Linked DNA regions of Homo sapiens: region 2 is linked to region 1. A link is a contact called in ENCODE Hi-C or POLR2A ChIA-PET data. All regions are on one chromosome and are shown on one strand. The core of a region is the stretch at or near the end of the contact, and the rest is flanking DNA. Distances in the headings are between cores, read along the strand shown.

Region 1 (3,216 bases), core at 510-3,009:
GATACACTCACCCCAGCCTCCCAAGCAGCTGGGACTGTAGGCACATGCCACCACACCCAGCTTAGAGTTCCCTCTATATTCTAGATACCACACCCTTATCAGGTATGATTTGCAAAATGCTGTTCTCTCTTATACTGTGGCCCACTTTTTCGTATTCTTATGTCCTTTGAAGCACAAAATTTAAAATTTTGATGGAGTCCAGTATTTTTCTTTTGTAAGGTGCCTTCTTACTTAATATGGTAATTGTGAGGAGTAGGAATTATTAATCACATCCTACAAAATGATGGAAACGAAGGTCAATGAAGTAAATAACCCAAGGTCTCACATGACTGCTGCACACGGTCCTGCCTGACACGGCCCACACAGAGGAACATGGCAGTCTTGGCTATGTGTGGGAGCTGAGGTATGAACTCAGACCTTCTGACCAGGCCAGGATTCGGGTTACTCATACACTTTATGAGTATTCTAATGTAATATGGCTGATTATTAAAGTAACTCTCCTGTTATTACACATTCAGCATTCTAAGGATGCTGCTATTAAAGTAAGAGGGCTTTGGAACTCATCTTCGGAAGCTGTACTGAGGGGTAGTGAGTAGCATGTTTCATGAACATACCCAGTTATGGCCAGGGTGGATTTGAGTTTATAAAGAAGTCAAAAGTGGCACCGAGTCTGGTGAAGGAGGTAAGTTATTAGGCTGAATTACACCATTTTAGATTTATACGTACAGTGACACACATCAATACAAAGTATAAGCAATGTTCTATTAAGGCTCAAAGTAGATGTAAATCTCAAAATCTGCAAAAAGTTGTTTCTGGCAATGGTAGCTAGATATAATAGATACCAAAGAATATTTATAAAATGTATAAAAAGTAAGTACTTTGATATATTTTTAAACACTTTTATGTAAAAATTATCCATCTTTTTCCTTTTTGGTTATACATGGTATATTTGAATCAAAATCACTAAATTAGAGTTGAAAAGCATTTCATTTTTTTCTAGAAAGGAGGCTTAAAAAAAGAATTTCACATGATTCAATCCTCTCATTTTAAGTGGGGAAGCATGCACAGGACACTGAAGGATTCATCCAAGGTCACTCATGAGAACACTGGCGGAACCAGGAGTACAATGTAAGAAGGACTGGATTCCCATGTTCTGTTTCCTAATATTAGCTGTCTTTGCTTTGCTTTCAGCATTTATGATTTCCCCCCTTCTTTCTCGCTTAGACTTCTCCAAGCGGATTATACCATCCGAGACTCTTTTCCGAAGGGTGGGGAACTCTGCCCAGACTTCATTGTCTATTTTCCAATTGCAACTTTCCCCAATAACGATTTATCCAAACATCTCAAATTCATGTAGATAACTCTGACAGCAAATAAAAGGTACACATTTTATAAAGTAAGTTATAAGTGAGATACTGCCAAGCTTTATTTCAAAAACCAGGCTCTAGTTTCCAATCTAAGAAGTAAATGGCTTTCTGCCTGTTTCTGCCTTTCCTCCCTCACTCAGGAGAGAGGGCCAAGGCTGTGTCTTGAGGGATTGCTTCATAAGGAAAAATCAAGGCAGGGCACAGTCCCAGGATGGCCAGCATGGGTTGGAAGTGAGCTAGCAGAAGGCTCTGGGAAAAGGGAACTGGATTCATGAGCAGGCTAGTTCAGTCCCCAGAGCGATTTCTCTCCATTGGAAACAGGTCTGAGTGCTGACACGGGGGTTTCCCACAGCTTCTGCTGGCCTCCAAAGGCATATTTGTCATCAGAGGCTCTTGATGAAGCTGTACATAAATATCTGACTGTTGTTAAATGCAAAACAAAACAAAACAAAAATATTCCACAGGAACCAAATCAAAACCAGCTGTGTGGGGGAGAGGCCAAAATCTCAGTGTAAGTGCAAAAGGCCCAGCAGAAACACTTGTTAATTGTGTTATTTACTTTGCTGAATAGTAAATTGCTGTGCCAATGAAGTCATATCACATGACCGTAATGTTTTTCATATGACTTTTTGGCTATGAGAGAAATGGGCATTTTCTAGAATTCTGAGTTCTATAGTGAATGAATCACAATCTACATTTTAATTCATAACCAATTAATCAGCTCAGCCCTGTTCATTTCTGCTGGTCTGTTTATGATTTTATAGCCTATGTTATGGTTGTTGCTTTCTTTTTAGATGATCATTCATTAATCCCCAAATCTGCAGAAAGGAAGTTCTATTTAGCACAACCTTGACAAAATGCAAATTATATTAATGGTGCACTGTAATTGCAACCCTGAAATCATAACTGCATGGTACAACATCAAATACTGACAATATGGTCAAGGCAAGGAAGTAAAACAGCCTAAAATTAATCCTGGAATCATGGAACGTGCAAACTTTCATGAATAGGAATGAAGTATTTCAGGGAAATTGGGTAAAGGGACTTAGGAATTTGAATTTCTCAGGGATATACCAATATAGCTTGTTCTATTAACTCTCTTATAAATTAGTCTTATCTCTAGTTACATTCAGTTAGAAAATATTTTGGCATTTCTCATAGTATGATGTTGAACCCACAGTTGGAACAAATAAATACATGTGAACTGATACTTATTCTACTCATAGGATGAGAAATAACTCTAAGAAGGTAAGTCACAGCAAATTTTTGTGGAACATGGCTAAGGTGTTCATATGTTTGATTTAGACTGAGCATTTCTTCAACAAACGCAGCTTTTTTTTTTTTTTTTTTTTTTTTTTAAATAAGAGACAGGGTCTTGCTCTGTCACCCAGGCTGGAGTACAGTGGCACAATCATAGCTCACTGTCTGCCGCAAACTCCTGGGCTCAAGTGATCCTCCTGCCTCAGCATTATAAGTAGCTGGTGTGTCACCATGCCTGGCTAATTTCTAATTTTCTTAAATAGAGACAGAGGCTCACCATCTAGCCCAGGCTGGCCTTAAACTCCCAGACCCAAGCAATCCTCCCAACTTAGCCTCCCAAAGTGCTGGGATTTCAGGTGTAAGCCACTGTACCCATCCCAAATGCAGCAATTTAAAAGATACTTGGGGAGAACCTCAATAGCTCCATGACTTGGACACCCTGTGGTTCATCAGCTTTAAGGCCATTTCCCTGGGTTCCAAATAGGATAAATAAAGATCTAGGAGGGATAGGGAGTCAGGATCTATCTCCAAGTATCCAAACCCATTCTCAGTAAAGGCCTTGGAAGTAAAGGTCAGAGCTTTATGCAAA
Region 2 (3,216 bases), core at 189-2,688, 75 kb before region 1:
TATCCAGGGGCACCAAGGCTCCAAATGGCACATTGCTGACCAGTGTAAACATTTATCTTTTAAGCTATCGATTCTACCCCAAGCCTGGAAGTCTGACTGCCAAGAACAGTATGGCCAAAAACACTAGGTGAAAAAGAAAACAGAATCCATTTTTGTTTCATGTTGAGAATGTGCTGTTTTGCAGCATGAAGCCCTGGGAAGAGGATGTAAAGAAAGGACAGTCCTCCAAGGCGAGCCTCTCCCAGCTGACAGCCTGCTTTTACTGTGCTGGATGTGGGCGGCGAGTTGCACAAAGAGCGAGGGGACAGCTTTGGAGATGGGGGGTTGAGGGGGTCAGGACATCCTCCCTGAAGGCCTGACCAGACAAGGCAGCATCTGTATCACTGGGATGGGGGAGGGGGTGGGGAGAAAGAAGACCTCGAATGAGGCCCTTTGGTTCAGTAGCAGTAACTCAGATTTTTTTTTTTTTTTAAACTGGGGCAGGGACAAACTTACAAAGACAAATAAGAGGTAATAACACAAATTATACATTCAAGTATGAATGCAAGGAATTGTTCTGCTTGAGAGCTGGTAGAGATCTATTTCAGGACAGGCAGCCGACTCCTGAGTGCAGGTGGCCTGATGGGCGGGGAAGGTGCCATTCTTGGGCCGGATGAAAGAAAGATGATCCTGAAAGGGGGTAAAGATATATGATTTCAGGCAACTCTGTGTCAGGCACGTACCTTCCTTCTAATTTCTGCAGACACCAGCTGGCTGGGGGAGGGGCAGAAGATGGGCGGGCAGAATAAAGAAAGGATCTCCCTAGTCTTGGAGGAAAACAGGGGAAGCCAGAGGGAGGAAGTTGTTCTGGGTTCAAAGAAATCAACTTAGAAAGCTTCCCTGATAAAAATAGCCATTGGCAAATCCTAGTCTATTTATATCACCCATCCAAGATCACTATCAGGATCCTGGGCTGAATCACAAGACCCAGTAAATAAGTATGGAGCGCTGGCTGCCTGATTTATGGGAAGATATTTAAACACCACTGGAGCAACTGAGTCAGGGAAAATTTGAGTGCTGGCACCAAACGGTACATTTACAAGTGGCTCTCACTTTACAGAAATAGATAGGTTCCTGAAAAGTTGGCTATAAAATGAATTCAATTAACAGAATCATATTTTCCTAGTGAATCACATCTTAAAATTAGAGATAGATTGGGGGAGGGGTGGCCAAAAAAAACCAACCACACCAAACAACTGTGCCTCTGAGACTAAATAAAAATCACTCTTCATTCAGCAAACTCTAAAACGTCACTTACTTAAAAGGCCATTATAAACGCTCATAAAATACAAACAATTTGTCAGCAAACATGTCTATGTCTGTGACATACAAGGAGTTGCACCAGGCTTTGTGGAGGCTTATAAGACACAAGTGGCTGGCCATCAGGAGCTCACAATTTGGCACTTAAAAAAAAAAAAAACCACACTGAAATTCATGTTGCATCAGAAAAAAAACAGCTCCCTGGATGTAGACAAATGTGCATGCATGAGGGCCTGCCTGGCCCTTTAAGTGTTATCTGGGCCGGGAACAGCTCGGCTCCCTCCTGCCGGCAGCAGCCAACCAAGTTGGCCTCTAAGTACTGCTTTTCAAACTCTATGTTTATAAGCTAAAAGCTGTTGGCCATGTGGCGCTGCGTCATAATTGCTTATTTATTTAACTAACTTGGAAAGAAAAAAAACCAACCCATGACCTGGGTGTTTTAATAAAATAAGAAGAGTTAAGGTACTTAAAGCTCTCTGAAAAGTTAAAGGCCTGCACAACCCAAGGGGGTTGTTATTTTAAAGTTTAAAGGGCATTTGCTCAAGGGATCTGTTTGTTTGGAAAAAGTCTGTCTCCTTCTACTTATGCTCTCTTGCACATAGAATATTGGTCATTGGTAACAGGAGCAGAGATCTAATTTGTTATTAATTTGTTATTAGTTTTGTAAGTGCAGATCACGTTGTACCGAGTTTGCTTTAAGCAAGAGACAAACACACTTCAGAAGCCAACACTTGTGAAGTGTTGGCTCTGTCAGCAACTACAGGCACAGAACTGAGGATTATTAGTTCAAAATAGGCTACATAGGGCTGTGCATGGTAGCTGACACCTGTAATCTCAGCGCTTTGGGAAAGCAAGATAGGAGGATCACTTGAGCCCAAGAGTTGGAGACCAGCCTGGGCAAGATGGTGAGACACTGTCTCTATTACAAGAAAATAATAATAATATTAGCAGGCATGGTGGTACACCAGCTACTTCGGAAGCTGAAGCAGGAGGATCACCTGAGCCCAGGAATTTGTGGTAGGCAGTGAGCTATGATCAGGCCACTGCATTCCAGCCTGGGCCACAGAGCAAGACTCTGTCTCTTATTTAAAAAATAAAGCTATATCCCTTAGACCAAGCTTGTCTAACGCATGTGGCCCAGGATGGCTTTGAATGCAGCCCAACACAAATTTGTAAACTTTCTTAAAACAGTATGAATTTTTTCTTTTTTTTTTTTTTTAAGCTCATCAGCTATCGTTAGTGTATTTTATGTGCGGCCCAAGGTAATTATTCTTCCAACGTGGCTCAGGGAAGCCAAAAGATTGGACACCCCCCCACCTTAGACACTGTGTGCCTCACGAACTGGCACCACCATAGGGGCCTGTCCATAGCTAGTAAGAGTGAAATGCTTCCTGTTGACATCTGCTGTAGACCTGAAGGTATACAAAGTGTCGGAGAGTAAACAGCACATTTTTGAAAAAACACTTTTGTTTTAATTCCATAGAGATGAGCCAAGCTGTGGTAGAGGCTGTTGTTTATCCTACTAGCCATTCTTCCCTTCTTCCTTTTACTGATGGAACTCTCCCAGTTTTGTTTTGTTTTTTGTTTTTTTGTTTTTTTTTTAATTACCAGCAAGGTTCAGGGTTGCCCAACTACAGACTGTGTTTCCCAGCATGCCTTACACCCCATGTGACTAATGTTGGCCAATGAGATGGGATGTGAGCAACTGCCAGGTCCAGTCCTTTAAGCAGGAAATGGTTGCCTTCCATTTCCTCTCTTCCTTCCCACATCTAGAGTGTGGACTTAAAATTGCTGGGCTAGCTTTAATAATTCCCAGCAGGGCTTCTTAACCCTGGGGTCCTCAGACCCTCAAGGAGTCCATGAATAGAATTCACTGGTCTTTAAATTTGGAAGGACAAACAAAAACAAAAACAAAAA

What was found. A loop is a pair of places that touch in the nucleus more often than their neighbours do. ChIA-PET counts read pairs that join two places held with the same protein, here RNA polymerase II (POLR2A). Pooled maps may share reads with other maps.
Region 2: a loop to region 1 is called in a map of posterior vena cava, with 2.2 times the contacts of the local background. The contact joins two enhancer-like sites. A Hi-C loop is called at or near these places in 1 of 168 maps with a recorded cell type or tissue (posterior vena cava) and 5 of 50 pooled maps. POLR2A ChIA-PET finds 5 or more read pairs at or near these places in 4 of 52 experiments (OCI-LY7, T-cell, activated CD4-positive, alpha-beta T cell and 1 more).

What each region holds. Positions count from the first base shown.
Region 1 is chr3:11,432,799-11,436,014 of GRCh38, reverse strand. The region is part of intron 20 of ATG7 (autophagy related 7); the gene reads right to left. Among named protein-coding and RNA genes, the nearest start is that of ATG7, 160 kb to the right of the region's middle. Within about 2 kb of position 1,759, at least 16 of the 41 ENCODE cell types and tissues checked have a DNase peak (open chromatin) inside an H3K27ac peak, as active enhancers do.
Region 2 is chr3:11,507,638-11,510,853 of GRCh38, reverse strand. All of the region lies in intron 20 of ATG7 (autophagy related 7), which reads right to left. Among named protein-coding and RNA genes, the nearest start is that of VGLL4, 130 kb to the left of the region's middle. Within about 2 kb of position 1,438, at least 24 of the 41 ENCODE cell types and tissues checked have a DNase peak (open chromatin) inside an H3K27ac peak, as active enhancers do.